2 separate regions of the Mus musculus genome follow, and region 1 is linked to region 2. The links are chromatin loops, found by intact Hi-C in ENCODE. Cell type or tissue: heart. All regions are shown on one strand. Each heading gives the region's core, and the rest is flanking DNA. Links, peaks and the distances in the headings are about the cores only.

Region 1 (10,927 bases), core at 2,921-7,920, 430 kb after region 2:
GTTTGATGAGTCACAACAACACGAGAACATATATTTAAGGGTTGCAGCATTTGGAAAGTTGAGAACTAGCCTAGGCTTCAGGACGAGACCACATCTCACAAGTAAATGAAGCTCAGAATCTTGCCACATTTCCCCCAAAGCAGATGCAGCCCTTTATCTTTCTACTAAGAGTATGCAAGAGTCCGGGCACTTGCACATTTTCATGGGCTCTTCATGTTATCCAGTTTTTAATTACAGCCATATTGGTTGGAGTTGTCTTACCACCCATCCATGACGGTAGTTTTAATACTCAACTTGCCACAATCTAATATCACGTGTGAAGAGAGTCTTAGTGAGGGATTTAGATCAGGCTGCCCTCTGGGCACATCTGTGGGAGGATAAGTCTTCGTTATGTTAACTGATGCAGGAAGACCCAGCCCGCAATTACACTGCATCTTTCCCCTGGATTGGGTTCTGAATCCTGTGAGAGTAGAAACTATAAACCGAGCATAGTAGGCAAGCGTGTGTTCATTCTTTCTCTCCTCTGGACTGTGGGTGGGACCAGGTACTTCAAGTTCCTGCCTTGACGTCCATGCAATGATGTGACCTTGAATGACAAGCTGAATAAACCCTTTCTTCCCTAAAGTTGCCTTTGGGTGGGCATTCGTCACAATGACAGAAATTCATCCACTACAGTTTTGATCTATATTTTGCTTTTGCCTTTTAGCTTTCGGTCATCTTTTGTGCATACAGAGATGGTTTCGCTCACTGTGTTCTGGACACCAGCAGTGCTTGTATCCCTCGGACACTGGTTAGAAGTGCAGAGTTCCAGGCCCTACCCCAAAACTTCTGTTGACTAACCCTGGGGTGTGTGTGTGGTGGGGGGATTGTTAAAGAGAAAAATAGAGGGAAAAGCCTTAAAGGCTCTGTAAAAGGACTTTTGAAGTAAGCAATATTTAAAAATACCGTCTGAATTTGTTTCCTCAGCAGGTGCAAGGAGAACATATTAGTCCATAATAGTTTGCAGTGGAAGTCGAGATGTTAAGAGGTGGAATAAAGAGAGGATTCCCTGGTGCGAACCCACTGTGACTGCAGCTGCTTTCTTACTTCCTGCCTCCCTGACCCCGGACAACTTGTTGTAAACCCTGTCTACATTTGTGCAGTAGAAAAGCCAATGGGCTCGGCCCCCTTTCCTTTTGAAACTTTAAGCCATTCCCACTCTGCTTTATAGAGTGGATCTTCCCAAAGTCATAGGAGATAGACGGAGTGGAGAATGTGGAAAGCAAGGAGCCTGTGTGCACCGTTGACAGGGATGGAAATTAGCACAGCCGCTGTGAGAAGCAGTACAATGGGAGAAGCAGCCGTTGGTCCTGTGAAGGCTCCATGTCCCAGTGTAGGGGAATGCCAGGGCAGGGTGGCAGGAGTGGGTGGGTGGTTGAAGGAACACCTTCACAGAGCAGGGGCAGGGAGGACAGGATAGGGGTTTCTGGAGGGGAAACCAGGAAAGGGGATAACATTTTAAATGTAAATAAATAAAATATCCAATAAAAACAATATAAATAAAGTTTCTAGATAGATAGATAGATAGATAGATAGATAGATAGATAGATAGATAGATAGATGTATGTAACACAATCCGTTTGGTAGGTGGTTGCTTAGCTATTTCCTCTACATTGATATGCTGCCTTCTGTGGGTAGGAGAAAGGTGTGTGAGGCGCCAGAGGCTAAGCAAACATGTAAAGCCATGGTTTGGGAAGCTCAGAGAGTATCAAGGTCCACAAGGCTTCTCAGCAGAGCTGCATCATCCGTAGTGATTTGGAGGAACAGAGATTCTCCTGTGGAGCTGACTACAAATTGAGCATGGAGCTAAGGAGAGCTTCCATAAATCATCACCCATGCTGGCATGGGCTTTTATGTCATGGGGTTGTTACAGAGTCATCCATACCTTTGTAAATTACCCTTCACCCACACTCCTGTAAGTAACCCCAGGAAACTCACAGGCCCATTGACCTAGACTTGGGGGTAACAATTCTTTGGTCTGTCATCAAATAGATATTTTGATAGCTAGCTGGAGTGAATAGATATCTTTTAAGGTCTACCAAGAATATATATATATTCACTTCCATGTTGTATTACAGCATTGTTCATAATAGACAAGATCAAGAATTCTCCTATGTTTCTACCAAGAGGTGAATGGATAAAGCAAATTCATTGTGTTCAAACAAATGCAGCCTTATTAGTTTTGGGTTGTTTTTGGTTTGGTTTGGGTTTTTTGTTTTGTTTTGTTTTGTTTTGTTTTGTTTTGTTTTGGCTTTTTTTTTTTTTGGTTTTTTGGTTCTTTCGTTTTTCGAGACAGGGTTTCTCCGTATAGCTCTGGCTGTCCTGGAACTCACTTTGTAGACCCGGCTGGCCTCGAACTCATTGGTTTTTTAAATTAAAAAAAAATTTGTCATTTCGAACTACATAGTTGAACCTGGAAGACATTGCTCTAAGTGTATTAAACCAGGCTCCGAAACCCTGTTTTATATGCACTCGCTTCTGTGTAGACTGTAAAACACAAAATGTCCGGAACAGAGAATGTAATCGTGGCTGTCAGCCCCTGGGGAAGGGGTTCCCGTGAGGACGCGTTGGTGAAATGATACAAAGCTTCAGGTGGGAGGCAGCAGTTCAAGCAGTCTGTGACGGCTTGGATGAGAAGTGTTCCCCATAGGCTCAGGTTTGAACTCTTGATTGCCAGTAGGGGGCGATGTCAGCCGAAGTAGCACAGTCTTGGTGGAAGTACATCATTTGGTAAAGGCTTTGAGAGTTCATAGTCTCAACCTATGGACCTACTTACAGCTCTCTGCTTCATGTTTGTGTTTTAAAATGTGTTGGGAGGGAAAAGAAAGCAATCACAAGTGGGGAGGGAGGTAGGGACCTGGAGAGAAAGTGGACAGGGGTAGGTAAGGAGTGGAGGGAAGAGGTGAGCCTGGTCTGGTATTGGGTGAGGGAAAAGAACTGAAGCCCTGAGGGCCAGCAGAAAGAATGGAAACAGGCAACCTCAGGAAATAGGAGGTTGGGGGAACCCTGCAGAATGCACCAGAGACCTGGGAGGTGAGAGACTCTCAGGACTCAAAGAGTGGGACCTTAGATGAAATGCCTCTCCCAGTAGGAAGAGGGAACTTATAGAGCCCACCTCCAGCAGGAAGACAGGGCATCAAGTGAGGGGTGGGGTTGCCATCCCACAGTCACAGCTCTGACTCATAATTGTTCCTGTCTGAAAGAATTACAAGGATGGAAATGGAGAGGAGACTAAAGAAAAGAAGGTCCAGCTACAGGCCCAAAGTGGGATCCAGCTCAAGGGGAGGTCCCAAGGCCTGACACTATTACTGAGACTATGGAGTGCTCACAAAAAGGGAACTATCATGACTGCCTTCTGAAAGACCCAACAAACAGATGAAAGAGTCAAATGCAGATATTTGCACCCAGCCAGTGGACAGAAGCAACTGACCCCTGTTGTTGAATTAGGTAAGGCAGAAAGGAGCTGAGGAGGAGGCGATCCTGTAGGAGGACCAGCAGTCTCAATGAATCTGAACCCTGGAGATCTCTCAAACACTGGACCACCAAACAGACAGCATACAGCAGCTGATATGAGACCCCCAACACACATACAGTAGAGGACTGCTGGGTCTGTGTTCATTCAGAGATGATGCACCTAACCCTCAAGAGACTGGAAGCCCCAGGGAGTTTAGAGATCAGGTGGTGTGTGGGGTGGGGGCATCCACATGGAGACAGGGTGAGGAGGACGTATAGCATGTAGAGCAGTCAGAGGGTGGATGGGGGGTGTGTGTTGGGGAATGGAATATGGAGTGTAAAAAATAATTTTAAATAAATAAATAAATAAATAAATAAATAAATAAATAGTGTGATCTCTCAGCTCCCTGCTTGTGCCACCATGCCTGATACACATTTTCCTCCCTGCCCGCCATCAGCCATCATGCTTCCCCACTGTGGTGGACTGTGGACTGTAAGCCAAAACAAACACTTCCTTCTCTAAGCTGATATTTGACCACAACGACAGAGAACGAACTCATATATGGTCTTATAACAGTTACTCTTCATTGTCTGCCTGACTGGATTTGATACCGCCTAGGCAACACACCTCTGGTTGTGTCTGAGGGTGTTTCCGGGGCCCAGGGAGGGAAGGTTGTGGGCGCTACAGCGTAATGGGCCGGGGTCCTAAAATTAACCGTAGACACAGGACGTTTCAGTATCTTGATATCCCTGGATGTGAACAAGGTCTTTTTGCCACAGACATAAACCACTCCCATGTCATGCCTCATGCCTTCCTTGCCGTAACAGACTGTGCCGCCTGCCAGGGGCATCCAGGGTGCTGTCATCTACGGTTGTGTCAGGCCATGGTTATTGCTGTCAGGCTGCATGCAGCCCACAGGCTGCAGCTCAGACATACCTGCAGCAAGGAGCCAAAGTGGATCCTCTGGCTCCCGTCCGGTGCCTTAATCAGGTATTTTGCCCTGGCACCTTTGAAAGCAACTAAACAGGTCTGTTGTACCACTTGGGGACTAGAGTTAATAAGAAATTATTATATGTTGGAAAATTGATTGGAGAACATGGTTTAAGTGTTCTTACCACACAGAATAGAATGTCTATAAACTAAGCTAAGCGTATTTACCCATCACACACACACACACACACACACACACACACACACACACTATGTTGTACACCATAAGTATACACAATTTTATCTCTTTAAAAGTTTTTAAAGGCAGGGGCTGGGGAGATGTCTTAGTGGTAAAATGTCTGCTCCCAAAGCCTGAGTGCCAGGGTTCCGAACCTTGCCACCACATAAAGGCCATGTGTGGGATTTATAACCCATTTATAACCCAAGAACTGGGGCTTAGGGACAGGGAAACACAACAAAACATGACATAGATGTTCCTAGCTCCATGCCCAGCCAGCGTAGCCAATCAGCGTCCACAAAATAAATAAATAAATAAATAAATAAATAAATAAATAAATAAATAAATAAGGTGGAGAGAGGAATGTGTCCAACACCAATCTCTGGCCTCCACACGAATGTATATACACATAATCACACATTCATCCCTCCTCACACATACATACATACACACACACATTAAAAACGTTTAAAATATGAGTTGTTAAATGAATTGTAAGTAAAACTGATTCCTAAAGCAACACGACTTACACCGATCAAACATGTTTAACAACGTTTAGATCTTGAAGATGCCCTCCTTAAAGCAGAATTACCTAGGGGGAAAGCCCCAAGGTTGACTACATTCTGAGACAGTTTTTAAGCAGTAGTAGTCAAGATTTAGGGGGCTAGATCAGATACGGTGGACAATGGCGCCCCCTCGTGGACTCTGGAAGCTGATGCACCAGATGTTCTCAGTTTTTGGAGTGATATGAACATGATTCTTTCAAACGTTTGCATTTGTTTTTGGTTTTGCTTTTTTTTAAATGACCATCTTCACATTAATTTCAGTGCATTATCCATCACCATGGATCAACTATAGCATGTGGTATTTTGAGGCTGACTTTTAGACAACACACTTTTAGGAAAGCACCCACACATACGTGTGTGTGTGTGTGTGTGTGTGTGTGTGTGTGTGTGTGTGTGTGTGTGTGTGTGTAAGCACTGAAAATTCAGTGTCATCCTGACAGGCCCAGTGCCCTAAATACCACGAGCGCAGGCTCAGGCTCATCCCTGGCGGAACCCTGTCTTTAAGTGGGTCTGGATATGTCCGCCTATTTTATGTGTTCCTATGCACATCATGAGAAATGATGGCTGTGATTGACTTTGTGAAGATTGAAATTATTGAAACGTGCAAATTTCAATCACCATGATTAGTAGGGATTGGTTGACTGAAGGAGAGTAAGTTTCCAAATGCATACTAATCAGCTTGACACCCTGAAACGTGGTTGCAGCTACATGCTAACATGCTATGATTAATTATCCTACTTCTCCATCATTTTTTTTCTCTTTTGGAAGTCTTATGTTACTCTGGGTGGTGCTTAGTTGTAAAATACTAGCACAGAACACCTATGCAGTCTGCTGGATACTAAGATTTTAAATGTAGATTGCACTTATTCTTCCCATCAATGCTTTGAGGAGGATATTCCATTTTCATAAAAATGATTATGAAAGTTTAGAGGATTGTGACCAGGAGTCCTCAGGGCTGCGAGTGGCAGCACCTGCATTTGAACTCAAGTACCCCTATCCCACATTTCCTGTTGCTAAAACAATGTGAAGGTCTGTCTCCCTATGTCTACACAACTTTTACTAAGTGAAATATCTCAGGAGCAGGAAGGTAGCTCAGTGGGTAAGAGTGCTTTCTTTGCCAGGATGAGGACTTGGGTTGGAATTTTATGCATCCACACATGGCTTAGGCATGACTGAATGCTGGTGCCTCTGGCTTTGGCAAAGAGACAGGTGTGGCCCCAAGAGCTTCCTGGCCAGTCAGCCGAGAACAAATGATAAGCTCCAAGTTCGTTGGGAGACCCTGTCTCAAAGTAGCAAGACAGACAGTAGGAGCAGTAGAGGACTAGAGGGGACAGCCTGCTCTGGACTGCACACACACGTGTATCCACACACTCATGTGCATACATCATAGACACGCTCATATGCATTCATCACACTCGCATGTCTACATATCATATACACATGTGCATAAATCACACACAGTCACACACTTGTACAAAGCACACATACTACGTACATACATCACATATGTACTCAAATACTCATGAGCACCCCCCCTCTCTCTGAAGAATGCACACATGCACATACACCCACACTCACATAAAATGTCTTGGTAAACAATCTTTTTCTATACTTCAGTTTCATTATTTGTACCATCTGTCCTTTCGGCTTGTTTATGCTGCTTGAAAATGTTGCATATGTATAGCAGTTGAGCACACTACCTGGAAGGTGAGATTGTCCACCATCTGAATGTGTCATGCCTTACAGTGGGTGGACTCCCAGCTGTGGTCGTAAATCCGTGTTTTCTAAGGAACCACAGCATTGGCATCTGGGAAGGGCACATAGCTTAGCTAGCACAGGGAAGCTCTACTTCTCAGTGCCTGATTTGATGAGCAGTCTTAACAGCATCCTCTGCCTTTTAAATTTTCATTTGGCTTGGCAACAGCAACACAAATCCACCTTTAAAAATTCTAAATTTACAAATCACATCACCCAATGTAGTGTTCACTATCTAAAAAATAGTATGTGTGTGAGTCTCCTTTATAAACAGAAAGTTTTCTTCATATTAAAAAAAAAATGTCTAGCCAGGAAGTGATGGCACATTCCACATTCCAGCATTTGGGAGGTAGAGGCAGGTAGATCTCTGAGACCAGGCTGGTCTACAGAGTGAGTTCCAGGACAGCAAGGACTACACAGAGAAACCCTGTCATGAAACACTCCCCCTCCCCCAATCTGAAGAATTCCACAACAGACTCTCCAAGAGGCAGCTGTGCGGTCTCCCTGCACACCTGTAGTGAGGAGAAGAAATTCTGAACCAACCACCATTGGATGATTTCTCCATAGTATGAATGTCCATAGACTTTATTTACACAAATCTACATGATGTAGGGTAACTTGTGGCCAAGCTGTATTCGATGAAATAAATGCCACCCAACACACTTGTAGCTGACAACATTATCATAGTACCAAATGGTTAGACACTCCTGAAATGTGGCCCACTAAGAGAACTCAGAAACATAACATGTGTGAGCTTGCTAACAGGGCAGATTGTATTATAGAAAGATTTTATTTTATTTTTTAAGTAGAGAACATACACTCTACAATCACAAAATTATCGTATAACAAATGCATAAACCAGTAACATAGTCATTTATTATTATTACCAGGTACTATCTACTTTACACAATTATATATACTGCTTTTTCATATCGCTTGCTATACAGTGGGTTTGTCTACACCAGTGTCCCCACAGACACCTGAGTAATGCATTGTGATTACAACCTACAAGGGTGTCTACAAGGTTGCTATGAGAGCTGGTTTGAATGACATGTTCCCCATAGACTTGGCCTTGGTTCCCAGTGGGTACTGTTTGGAAGGTGTGGCCTTGGGAGGTGACTCCGTTGGTAAGATGCAAGCATGAGGACATGCGTTCAGATCCTGAACACTCATGCAAAAGCTAGATGTAGCTGTAGGAAAGCGGGGTACTGATGTAGCCATTAACCCAGAGCTGGGGAAGTGGAGACAGGCAGACTTCTGGAGCTTAGTGATCGGTCAGTCTATCCAAATTCATGAGCTCCAGGTTCAGTGAGAGACACTTGTTGCAACAAGTATGACAGAAGGCAGTGGAGGAAGATATGACATCAGACTCTGGCCTCCCTATGCATCTACATACACATGTCTGAGCACCTGAACAAATATGCCCACACCCACATGAATATCTATGTAGGCATACACACACACACACACACACACACACACACACACACACACACACACATACACACACACGGGGAGAGAGAGAGAGAGAGAGAGAGGGAGAGAGAGAGAGAGAGAGAGAGAGAATGTGAGACGGAGTAAGGGATAGCTTATAATGGACATGCATCCTGAGCCCAGTGGAATTGTAGGTATCAGGTAGAGTCAGATCAGGCAGCCCTTTCTCTTTTCTGAATAAGTCAGGAGATCATTTCTGTGTTCTATGCACGTGTATGAGCACTACAACTTCCTCAACTCAAGCTAAGCTCAACTGCACCCAAGACCTCACATAGCTAGCTCTGTGCTGTTAGGATTTCCTTTGTCTTCCCAGGATAGTGATCTTCTATTTCTGTTGTTTAGAGCTCAGTTAAGAATCCCGTGCATAAGAGCATCACAGAGGACATCTGTCGACTGTGGACAACCATGTACAATGGAGGGATGGAGGGATGGAGTAGGGTGGGGATAAAAACCAAAGCTACAAATGTTTGAATCTCATTTGGTGTGGTCTGTATTGATGAGCCCACAGGCACTTATCTTCTTTTCCTTCTGCCATTTAATCACCTACTGGAGGTTCCAGATAAGAGCTGTAAATGAAATCGGTTCCTTGGCTGGGCAGCTGGGCTGCGTGGAATTCATGACAAAGAGCTGTATTTGCAAAAAGAATAGAAAAAGTGCTGAATTCAGACGCAAGCAGACCGGTTTACACTGACTTATAGTCCTCCACTAACTTGTGGGGAACTCTTGTATGGGGTCAGTAGTTAGGTAACTGCAGCAGGGGGCTCCTCGTGAGTCACAAGAGGCTAACTGCTCAGAATTTCAACTTGGACTGCATTGATACTTCAACTTCTCAGAGTTGCGGGGTGTGGAGGAAACATCGGAGTCTAGTTGAGAGTTGTCTTCAGTAGTGAAGGAGTTAACCAAGTGGATGGACTTTATCTTTGGTCCAATGGACCTGTGGTTTGCTTATTAGATCTCCGGTAAATGATTGTTAGAGACCTGTCATTGATAGCTGTTGCTGAGGGCTGTACTTCAAAAGCCCATTGATTCCTCCGTGCGGTGCAGCGGCAAAGCATCACCCCTTAGCCCGTTCCTTAGACCCAACCGACTCCGTTCTGCCTGGGAAAGGATCTGCCAGACCAAGCAACATGAATGAAGACTACAGTGATACCTATGATAAAATCCAAAAGAGGAGCACAGATGAGGCTCCAGACCTGCAGGAGGAAAGTGACGCTCCTTTGTATGACAGAGTCCATGAAGACTCTGAAAATGATCTGTATGCCACCAGGCTAGAAAGCCAGGAGTACGAATACTTGTCACCGTATGTCTCGAAAAGTGATGAAGCCACCCCAGCCTCCCTGGAGCCAGAAGCAGATGGCTACCTCCTGCCGGATGAGGTGTTTTCAGAGTCCCGGGCGGTTCGGGATGTCTCCATGGGAGACTCACATTCACCAAGCCAGGACCCAGAGCCTCTCTCCTGGGAACCTCAGGAGAATGGAGGAGCAACCGAGGAAGACGTGCCTTCCTCACATTCACTAAGCCAGGACCCGGAGCGTCTCCCGTGGGAACCTCAGGAGAATGGAGGAGCAACCGAGGAAGATGTGCCTTCCTCACATTCACTAAGCCAGGACCTGGAGCGTCTCCCGTGGGAACCTCAGGAGAATGGAGGAGCAACCGAGGAAGACGTGTCTTCCTCACATTCACTAAGCCAGGACCTGGAGCGTCTCCCGTGGGAACCTCAGGAGAATGGAGGAGCAACCGAGGAAGACGTGCCTTCCTTACTGAGCTTCAGGGTTCAGCACAGCAAGGTGCTTGCCACAAGCCAGGATTCCTCTATCAGCCTTTCTGCTGCTATTGGGTTGGGAGAAAAAGAAGCAGCTTCCAGCAACCCTGAGATCTTCCTGTTTGTGAAGGTAAGGGCTGTCTCTGACGGGCACACCTAACAGGGTAAAGGGTTCCTTTCTTTTGTTCTGTGGATCAGGGGACAGTGTATGATGTCCTAGCCAGTGGGTCTCCAGCTATACTTCAGAGCAGAGAAGATTAAATTGGTCGTTTGGAATAGTGCCAGGACTTCTCAAAATGATCCAAACTAGAAAGTTCAATTTAAAGTGTGTGTTTAATCATCGACTTTTATAAACCCCAGGCAAACCACATTCTAAGCATTTAAACAAGTGACCAGAAATTGCTGCTCAAATCTTTACACCTGTGACAAATGTTAACTGCATTTTCATGCTTGGTTAATTTTTTTTCTTTTCTCTCTCTCTCTCTCTCTCTCTCTCTCTCTCTCTCTCTCTCTCTCTATCTCTCTCTGTCTCTCTCTCTCTCTCTTCCTTCCTTTTTTTCTTTTTCCTTTTTCTTTCATTTTGCCAATGTTATTTTTAAAAATGAAACCAAAGCCAGCGAGAGAAAGTCTTATCTCCTTTCAGGCGCTTGAGTCTCCTCCTCCTTGCGTTTCTAAGGTCGCACATACTT
Region 2 (10,927 bases), core at 3,990-8,989:
CTTCTTCTTCTTCTTCCTCCTCCTCCTCTTCCTCTTCCTCCTCTTCCTCCTCTCCCTCCTCCTCTTCCTCCTCCTCTTCCTCTTCCTCTTCATCTTCCTCTTCCTCCTCCTCTTCCTCTTCCTCCTCCTCTTCCTCCTCCTCCTCCTCCTCCTCCTCCTCCTCCTCCTCCTTCTTCTTCTTCTTCTTCTTCTCTCTCTCTCTCTCTCTCTCTCTCTCTCTCTCTCTCTCTCTCTCTGTTCTTTTAAAGTCACTATGATCTAGGTTAAAGCTAGGAGATCCATCTGTGATTCTCTGCTTTGTCTGCTCTGACTCCTTATGTTGGTTGTAATGTAAGAATGGCTACCTATGGATTTGTGTTTGAGGAAACAGGGACACTCAGCCCAATCTCTGGTAAGTGTGGTCATCACCCCACCCCCCTTTTCTTTAACAACTAGAAATAAAACCAATGTGTAAATATTACACATTTTTCCTTCCTGTTTCTGAAGGGGATTTCTGGGTCCCAGTAACTCTACTTCTTTTAACCCACTGTACAGACTAGAGCACAGAGGCAGATATTCCAACACTGCTACTCAAACATGTGCCGCCCGAGAGAATATATACTTCATCACACGACAAGCCTATGCTTCCCCCTACTCTATTGGTCCGATATTCTTTTTTGACTCTTCTCAACTAACTGTTTGAGCTACATCAACACTGAAGAGCAACTTCCCAAACATGCACACAACAGCTACAGTCAGAGGAGTAGTTCTCAGGATCTCTCCAGAAAGGTCCCCCTGGGGAAAGCCACACAAAGCACTATTGATCGGACACAGAGGTCTGTCCTTTGAGAGTGGACCTGGCACTGGTCTGAAAAGATGTGTCTCATGATGACTGAAAGCTTCATCTTGCTGGACCTTCCTTGTTGGCACCTCCCAGAGGCAGTCTGACGCATGAGCAGAGACCTTGGAAAGGCCTTTGCATCAGATCCCAAGCCAGTTCCCATAGCTGGGTGACAGTGGGCTACACAGTCCTTTAACCTCTCCCAGTCTGCATCTGTGTCCTCATCTGAACCACTTCCAAGGATGGTTGGAGGATTTGACTGGAAATAATAAAAAGTGCTTAACAAAATTGGTGCTCATTCATTAAGTGTGCTGTGCAGAAAACATCACCCTCACTGAAATCAAAGGCTTCTTTCAATGGTCCACTAATAATGAATATAGACTGCCATGGGTCCCAAACTCTTGACTCCTGTCTTAGGTAGGTGTCTTAGGGTTTTTCCATTGCTGTGAAGAGACACCGTGACCAAGGCAACTCCTATAAAGGAAACCATTTAACTGGGGCTGCCTTATAGTTCAGAGGTTTAGTCCATTATCACCATGGTGGTGTGCAAGCAGACATGGTGCTGGGGAAAGGAGCTGAGAGTTCTACATCCGGGTCAGTAGATAGCAGGAAGAGATAAATGCCACACTTCCTTCAACAATGCCACACATACTCCCATCAAGGCCACACTCTTAAGAGTGCCATTCCCTGTGAGCTTATGGAGGCCATTTTCTTTCAAACCACCACATTATACACCCTGGTCTTCATAGGCTTATAGCTGTATCAAAATGCAGAAATGCATTAAAACCAACTTTAAAAGTCCCCATATCAGTCTCAACCTGATAAAAGTTCAAAATCTCTTCTAAGACTCATGGCAATCTCTTAATTGTAAACCCCTGTGAAATCCAAATGAAAGTCAGATCACATACTTTCAACATACAATGGCACGGGATATATATTACCATTTCAAAAGGAAGGCAAAGAATCATAATGAGGAGATACTGGACCACTGCAAAACCTTAAGCCAGCTGGGCAAATTTCAAACTCTTATTTCCGTGTTTTATGTCAAAGATTTCCTCAGACCTCCAACTCCTTTCACCCTTGTTGACTGCTACACACTTCTCTCTCTCGGGCTGGTACCACTCCTTGTTAGCAGCTTTCTTCAGTAAGTATCCCATGAGTCTGGCATCTCCAACAGGTTGGGGTCTTCAAGGCAGTCAAGGCTTCACCTTCACAGCTTCAAACAGTGGCCTCTCTAGGCCTTCAGGCAAGGATGCTCTTAAACACACCTCAGTGGCTTTCCTTAGTCAGGGAGGGAGGCTTCACAACTATGTGGCCAAAGCTGCCAGGTTTTGCTGCTTACTGGGTCTCAAACATGGTTCCCTTGTTCAATTATGTCTTCGCTAGCTTTCTGCTTTCAATGGTTTCCTTTATGGCCCAAGCTTTGATGTCTTGAAACTTGACTTGTAGACCAGACTGGCCTCAGACTCAAAGATCCACCTGCCTCTCCCTCCAGAGTGCCAGGATTGAAGGCATAAACCACCACATTGGGACCTACACTTTTCTTTAATTCCCTTTCACAAGTTGGAAGCTTAGCAGGGTGGGATCTTGTCCTTAGGGCACCACTCCCTTTATTCCATTTAACATCAGGATTTTCTTTCACCTGTTTTTTTCCCTTGAACACAGCATTTAGCTCCATTCCATTTCCTGGTTCCTCTTTTCTCCTTGAATTGTACATTTTGTATTTTTTCCATGCTCAGCTTGCTCCATCTCATTACAGAACTTCATAAGAATAAGCCATAATAACTACATGACAGAGATGATACTAGGCTGTTTTGAGATTTCCTCTGCTAAAGCAATTAATCCCAAACTCTTCAATTTAGCCTCAGGCAGATTTTTTATTTTTATTTTTTTAACAAGATCAGAAAGCAACCACATTTTTCACCAAAATATTATAAGAACTGTCTCTAGGCTACATGCAAATACTCTTCTCCTCTGAAGCATCTTGAGCCAGCACCCCACAGTTCAAATCATCCTCCACACCACTGTCTTCTACGCTCTTACTAGGATGGTAAGTTAAGCCCAATTTAAAGGGTTCAATTGTGTTCCAAATCAAAAGTCCCAAAGTCCATATTTCTCCAAACAAAATCATGGTCAGACCTATCACAGTAACACCCCACTTCTGGTATCAACTTCTGTCTTAGTTTGGGTTTTATTGCTGTGAAGAGACACCATGACCATGGCAACTGTTATGATGAAAAACATTTAATTGAAACTGGCTTTTAGTTCAGAGGTTTAGTCCATTATCATCATGGTGAGAAACATGGTGGTGTGCAGGCAGACATGGTGCTGGAGAGGTAATTGAGAGTTCTACACTGGATCGGTAGGCAGCAGGAAGAGAAAGATGTCACACTGGGCCTGGCTTAAGCATCTGAGACCTCAATGCCCACCCCAGTGACACATTTCCTCCAACAACATCACATCTGCCCCAACAAGGTCATACCTTCTAATTGGGCCATTCCCCATGAGCCACCATAATGTATCAATGGTCAGGAGGGGCATGGCTCTACTATCTTAGCTTTTAGGATCACCCATTTCTAAAGAAGCTCTAAGAGCTATAAGTTGTGGATTGGTCATTTTCTGGGCCCAGATGTGATAGTATTTCCTCTCTCCTACCTTGAAGCCCATGGGACTCACAGCCTGTTCTTTAGAACGGGATTGCTACCAGCCCATCAGGAGTTTTTGCTGTGGCCTACATGTACTTTGATAGATCATCTCAAGGTATTGGCTATACTTCATGAGATTATCTTGATTGAAAGGCCATTTCCTACGTCTAAGGTGTTCCTCGATAGAAAATGAACTTTCTAGAACAGTACTCAATAAAAAGCCAACAATACCAAAGCTGACTTGGGTCATTTTCATCTGTTGCTTCTCTGAAGTTTTAACTATGCTCAGCAGCCATTGTGGCCCTCATTCTTCCCAGACTTAATGGCATGGTGGCCCATATGTGATTGACAGAACATTATCTGGAATGTTATAAAGATTTGTTCTTTACTTGTTTCAGAAAATGACCTAGGATAGCCATCACTTTGAATTTTAAATGAGTTCATTTCTTAAGTATATAACAAGTCAAACTAAAAGAATAAATAGTAAATGACTGATCGGTGATGGATGGATGGGTGGGTGGATGGATGGATGGATGGATGGGTGGATGGGTGGATGGGTGGATGGATGGATGGATACCCAGTGCCAATTCCCCACAGAAAGAGTCTCAACCAGAGCAGTGTTCTCACAGGTGAGGCTTCCAAGTAAAAGAACAGCAACATAGAGAGATGACATCAAATTAGGTGCTCACAACGCCTCTCAGAAGCCAATGGGGGAAGTTAAGGCAGCTAGAGTTCCCATTTGAACTAGCTCTCCATAGGTGAGCTTACCATTGCTCTACTTCCCTCTTCTCTTTCCCGCTGTATAAACTTTTACATTATGGGATAAATTGTGGCAGCAACTGTTAGAAAGGGTTTGTCTTCCTGCTGTTCCCAAGGTCACAGGGCTGATTGAGCTATTTTAATGTCTATTGTCTTTCTTCCTTGTCACAGAGTGAGAGGCCCTATTCCTCACAAATGGGGGCTTGGAGCACCCCTGGCATTAACACACTAGTGTCTGAAGTAGGAGAACCAACCCCACTTCCAGGGCTAGCTACTCGGTGACCTTAAACAGCAGGTAGCAATTAACTTACATAGAGTACTTCCAAGACTCCTTCAGCATCCATCACATCTTTTGGATACTGTTGCAGAAATGCACAACTCATTTCCTCCTAGGATGCAGCCAGCCTCAGGGCCTCCTTCCTTATCTCTTCTCAGTTTGCTTCTTAACTCTCCAACAAGTGGCTTTTCATTGGTGCTCTGTATTTTAGTGACTGGTGGCTCTCCTTTCTGCACTGTGACAATAGACTTGACCTTTTTGGCATAATATTGTTACTCCCTTGGGCAGCACACTTGAAATCCTTTTCCAAAGGTGTGTCAATGACTTTAGGGCCAATTTTGCTTTTTCGTTCAGTATCATGTAGAAACATTTTAATTAACTCTTTACTAGCTTGTTTTTATTTTTTTTTTTCTTTATTGAGACAACATCCCAGACAAAAGGAACTCACGATCCTTTTGTTTCAGTTTTCCAAGTAGAGTCTAGTATTATAGGCACATGCGGCACTGCCTAACACTTTTATTATTTTTAAGAAGGAAAGAAATCACTTCTTGTCCTTTTGGCTAAGGTGAAATGTGATTGCCTTTTCTTCTCAGTTTAATATCGGACACATCCTCTATTTGAGGACAACATACTAAATGGACTTTTGGAACTCGACGGAATGGAAACTTTCTCTGACTACTCCATTAAGTGATCTGCTATTGCAGCAACTCTGGGGAACCCTTCTTAGTGTGTGTGGGGGACTTCTGAAAGAAAGAAGTACTTCTTCTCCCTTAACTATTGTAGGGGGAGGCAAAGCCTCATGTAGTCACCTAGCCCAGGCTGGCCTCACACTGGCTACGTCAGGGAGGATGGCCTTGAACTCCTTACCTCCACATCCCAGGTGCTGGAATTACCATCCTGTATCATTTATAAAAAAGTAGATTGTTTTGTTTTGGTTTATTTATTTTGCTTTATGTGTGAGTGTTTTACCTAGCGCACATAGGTACTAGGTACATACCTAGTGCCTGTGGCCATCAGCAGATATCAGAGTCCCCCTGGTACTAGACTTCTGGGTAGTGTGAGCTGCTACATGAGTGCTGGGACCTAAACCCAGGTCCTGTGTGAGAGTGACAAGTACTTTAACCTCTTAGCTGGCTCAATAGTCCTCAAAAGTTCTGTCTTAAAGGTAGAAAACATCAGATTTTAAAAATAAGAAATCTGTGAAGGAAAAAAAAAAAAGCACTGGACACCATTGTGCAGACATTTGTTACTGACCTGAATTCTAACGTCTGCCATAAAAATAAATGGGACCCGGTGTTTGTGATTCTCAAAACCAGTTAGGCACACGGGACTCTGAGCCCTTCTTGTGCTGCTGAAGATCAAGGAGCATCATGGGAATTCTTTCCCCAGCGAGGACTCTGACTTCAAATCCGACGAACTGAGCGTAGCGTGATTATTGAGCAAATCCAATAGCTTATCACTTCCACTGGTAGCTCACAGGAGGAAGAACCTCAGGAGGGACCAAGGCGACAGTGGCCTGGGCACTGTGTGAAGATGAGCTAGATAATCTCCAGGCTGAGCCCTTCCTAATCCAGATGCTGCCCTAGAATGTCTGCATCGCACGTGTTCGTCTGTTCACCCCTGTGCTTCCAGCTTAATGCACCTTTCAATGCTGCACTTCCTCCTTTGACCACACGGGGGAGTAGTTGATCATTTCAAGGGACATCCTGTTTCACCAAAGCAACAACAAAAAGACTTTAAGTTATACAGACTGTTACCTCGGTCACCTAAGAATTGATTTCAAGAATTGTTTGTGGTTTTGTTTGTTTGTTTGTTTTTGGTGCCACTTATGGTTATTTATTTTTCTTTACATTTTTCATTTTTCATAATTTCATACATGAGTTTGCAGTATTTCTACCCTGCCCGTGCTCCCTGACTCCCCCTGTACCCACCTCCATTACTTCTCAAGTTCATGATCTCTTTAACACAGTAGATGCTTATGGGAAAAGAAAGCAAAAGGGAAATCCAAGCCTCTCAGGATTTTATGCATCCCTGTGTTTCTGTCCTCAGCTGGAAGCACGTTTTTTAAGATGAACGGTTTTATCTTACATATTCTATATAGGGGAGATAGGAAAGACTCTTTTTTTTAATTCAAAATAATTTATTGTGATAAGTATTAAATGAAGGAAAACCATCTCCAAAAATATGTTAGCCCTTGAATAAAATCATAAGCGTGAAGACTGTTTATAGGACATTTATTTTGGGGACAGAAGTGCAGACAAAAAAAGCTAATTCATAGAAGCATTTGAAGCTGGCTGGCTGAGTGATCCGGGGTGGAAGCAGGATTCTTAGATGATGGAAACGATGGATGTAGTATACTCAGTAGGAGACATTTATGATTTATTACGGTTCTAATGGAGATCTTTGCTGTCCAATCTATATGGAAAGCTGCTGCGCTCAGCTTGGCTTTAAAAGCCTAGACTGAGGTTCCACGCTCCTACGAACAGCAAGTATGAAATCATTCATGCATTACCTTGAGTTACCACTGGGCATTGAAAAATCACATTATATACCAAATAATCCTAATAGGCCAAAAAGAAAGGCTTTACAGATGTACTTGGGGGCTGGTGAGATGGCTCAGTGGGTAAGAGCACCTGACTGCTCTTCTGAAGGTACAGATGTACTTGGGTGAGGTGTGGGAGAGTGCTGGGTGTTGAGCCTGTGGCCTTGTCGGTCCATACCACACGAGTGTCTTAGCATTGATCTACCCCTCCAGCGCCTCATAAGTTACTTAACGAGATTTAAGTGTGGCTTCCTGGGATTATTTAAAATTAATATGCTTCACGTGCAAGAAGAAAACCCCCTAGTTCATTCTCACACATTCTTTCTTGCTCTCCACGTGGTCTTGCTGTCTAGGCCTGGCTGCTACACAGTCACAGGCAAACCAAGTTGTCCTTGAACTTGCGGCAATCCCCCTGCCTCTATTCCCCAAGAGCTGAGATTATAGCTGTGTGCTACCACTGTCTGCTGCTACATTTGTATTTTAAGGAAATTAAATCATGACAATGTTTTCATGTTGTATTAACATTCTTAAGTATTACGATTTGTTCTGAATATTTAATGTATGCCTACATGACATTTTATGTTGTTTGCTAGTAAATACAATCTGGAACCTTCCCTAGTTCAACAAAGAAACTCTCTATAAATACCAAAGCTAAACTACAGCAATAATCAGTTATAGATTTGACCTCTAAAAGGTATATGATACCGCTCTTGTTTATAAAATCTAGTTGTTTTTAATGGTGATATTTAGTAGCATGTTTTAAAAAATGTTTTTCCCCCCTTTATTTTTATTTTATTTGTATGGGTGTTTTACCCACATATGTCTCAGCGCCACATGTGTGCAATGCCCACAGAGGCCAGAAGAGGGCATCAGATCCTCCAGAACTGAAATTAGAGATGGCTGTGAGCCATGATGCAGGTTTTGAGAATGGAACCTGTGTCCTTCCTTCGGAAGGCAGCCCGTGCTCTTGCATGCTAAGCCATCTCTCCAGCTCCTAATCGTTGGAGCTGGAACACTGTTCTTGCTTCTTTCAACTGTCTATGGCTAACACTGACTCCGCCTGCATTTACCTGGTAAGACAGTTTTATGTTGTATGTGTTCCTCTTTTGCAGATTGCATTCTGGACACTTGGATATATCCTGTCTCATCCCGATATCCACAGGACTGTTTTAGAAAGCATATCTTCTGTGTTTGGCACTGCAGGTACTAAATTAATTTACACAATCAAGGACGCATGGAGTATGTATGGTTTGATCGGGAATGTCTGCCATGTTTTAATCAGGGATTCGGGCTGGGGACATGGCTCAGTTGGTAAGATGCCACTGCACAAGCGTGAGGACCTATACTTGTTCATTCTTCAGCACCCACTTAAAAAGGGGGGGGCTTCGAATTGTGACACACACTGGTAATCCCAGTGCTTAGTGTGTAAAGTCATGGACTATTGTATGAAATATTAAAAATAATTTGATTTTTTTGTTCAAAAAGTATATTATTATATAAGATATGATGCCAGTTAAAGTTGTCCCTCCCTCGCCTCCTGTATAATGGCTAAAAATACCATTTTGAAAATATTTTGTTTGGAGTTTTTATCCAAACCAAACAAACTTGACTGGGTACCTAAGCCCTGCTCTGGTCATGCCAGCCTGGAAGGTGAACCCAGCAGTGCTATGCTTTTATCATGTGGAGATGTGAGCACTAGAATCATTGAGAACTAGCAATGCTCACAGTTGGAATCCCAGAAGCACTCTGGTGAATATGAGAAAAGGCTATTGGCCTACACAGAGCTTCAGGTCTGCAGAGCTGATCAGAGATATGCAATGGTACATATCTGCATACGTGTAGGCACGTGGCTGCAGGTGAGGATGTGCCTCTACAGGTGAGCATGAGTCTGCAGGTGAGCATGTGTCTGCAGGTGAGCTTGTGTCTGCAGGTGGACATGTGTCTGCAGGTGGGTGTGTGTCTGCAGGTGAGCTTGTGTCTGCAGGCGAGCTTGTGTCTGCAGGTGGATGTGTGTCTGCAGGTGGGAGTGTGATTGTAGGTGAGCGTGTATCTACAGACAAACGACAAACACCCTGACTCACACAGTCTGTCCACATTTACTGGAGTCTTTCCTGACATAAAGTTCTCTAGAATCCTGGCCTTTGGAGAGTACAAGGCCAGAATGAGAGTGGTAGGGATAATATGGAGGGTCCAAGAGACCTAGAGGTCACAACTGGAGTGTGACATTAATCTTGAGTGTCCACAGGGTTTGAATTTGGAGCTCTTAGACACAGCTCCAGTGTAAGGAGACAGAACCCTTTGCTCCTTCTGTACCCTGACGTATTCTTAAAACTTGTTATTCTCTCTTAACAGGAAATCATTCCTTCAAACAGGGTTTCATGGTAATAGCTTCACTGACTTCCATTTTTAAGTCATTACTGTAGAATGGAAAACAACTCATAAAAATGTAAAACTTAAATAAATATGGAGATGGAGGTAGCTCAGGGAGCTCTGAATAAATAAAATAGATCTGGAAGCATCTATGGCTAAGTCATAGTAATGGCTCAGAAATTTAGATGTGGGGGAGGCCACAAGGCCATGATATTGAGGAAGATAACCATGAATCTATACAAAGGAAGATGGCAAAGGAAGAATATTAGAGTGTTGCTGTATTATCAAGTACTCTTCAGCGAAACAGAGCCAGTAAGAAATGGTTGGATAGATGGCTAGAGGATAGGTTGTTACACATATAATTAGCTAGATGATAAATGGATATATCTAGAAAGATATTTATTTTATACTTTAAAGCTTATTTTTACTTTTAAACATATGACTATACATGTATCTGCATGTGAGTATAAACATGCAAAAGCAGGTGCCCACAGATGGGAGTCACATCTCCTGCAGCTGGAGTTATAGGCCGTTGTGGGCCATCTGATGTGGGTTCTGGGAGCTGACCTTGGGTCCTTTGCAAGAGCAACAGCATCAGCTGTGAACCACAGAGCCATCTCTCCAGCCTCCAGGGAGAGAGATGTGTTGTGAGAAGTTTGTTGATGTGATTTCAGATCCTGATATAACAGTACTTGTCATGTGTGCTCCCTGAAGTCAGCTCGGTGAGTTTAGTGGTTTCTTTACTTATACTATGAATCTCTGTGCCGCTGTGTGCATGTCCGGTGCTTTCAGCATCCCACCAGCCACTGAGAATCCTGCCTTTGCTCCTGCTCTCTGCGTGTGCAGAGCCTCATGGGCAGCCCCAGCAGCGAGCTTTCTTGAGTGTGAGTACAGCCCTGCACAAATGCATGGCCCTTTGCTTGTATAGGAATACAGATCTCGTCAGAGCCACTACAGACACCTGGCTCCCTAGAGTTTGAGTTTCATCCTTGTAATTTACCTGCTGTTTGTCCCAGCTACTGTCTACTGCCTCTGGTGGCTGCAAAGATGAATCTTTAAAGATATTTCTCCCAGCGCCCCTCAGAACTAAGATCCCCACTTTTTTTAGAAGTGTGGAAGACACTGACAGTGTTTACATTCTTCTTGTCTGTCTTCTGGGAGGAAAGAAAGACATCAACGTAGTACATAAATAAACCGAGACTATTAGCAGGCGTCAAGTTCTATACAAAAAACACAACAGAGTTGAATGTGGACAACCACCAGTGCCAGGATGTATTGATTAGGCCATCATGTTCAACCATATTGGCAAGATGGAATTGGGCAGGGATTTGAAGGGGTTTAGACAGGTAGGAATCTAGAGGAAGAGACAGCAGGGATGACCACACTGTGTGCCCACAGGCTCTGCAGTTAGGTTAAAAAGGTCTTGTCATCTATTCCACAGCAGAATGTATAGGAAATGGATTCAGTATGTAGAGAGAGGAATTCAAAGGTTCTGTCCATCTCCGTTGAAGCCT

Evidence for each region. Hi-C counts contacts between places; a loop is a spot of excess contacts. Peaks named below come from ENCODE experiments on the same cell type or tissue, not always from the same donor. Only the 100,000 strongest peaks of a DNase experiment are listed, where the experiment ranks them.
Region 1: it touches region 2 in a loop (4-fold over the local background); 19 of 42 quality-filtered maps call a loop at or near these places.

The regions. Positions count from the first base shown.
Region 1 is chr17:44,125,287-44,136,213 of GRCm38, forward strand. It overlaps a transcript of Clic5 not described here. Among named protein-coding and RNA genes, the nearest start is that of Enpp4, 25 kb to the left of the region's middle. In heart, for the core only: a CTCF peak has its summit at 5,362 (motif pointing left); no DNase peak of the experiment used is centred there; H3K27me3 peaks cover 717 bases.
Region 2 is chr17:43,693,322-43,704,248 of GRCm38, forward strand. It overlaps Cyp39a1 (cytochrome P450, family 39, subfamily a, polypeptide 1), which reads left to right. Exons shown (of 12, transcript NM_018887.4): 7 at 8,156-8,246. Gm25783 (a small nuclear RNA gene) reads left to right here and starts at 5,042; the gene lies at 5,042-5,224. In heart, for the core only: CTCF peaks have their summits at 6,167 and 7,888 (motif pointing right); no DNase peak of the experiment used is centred there.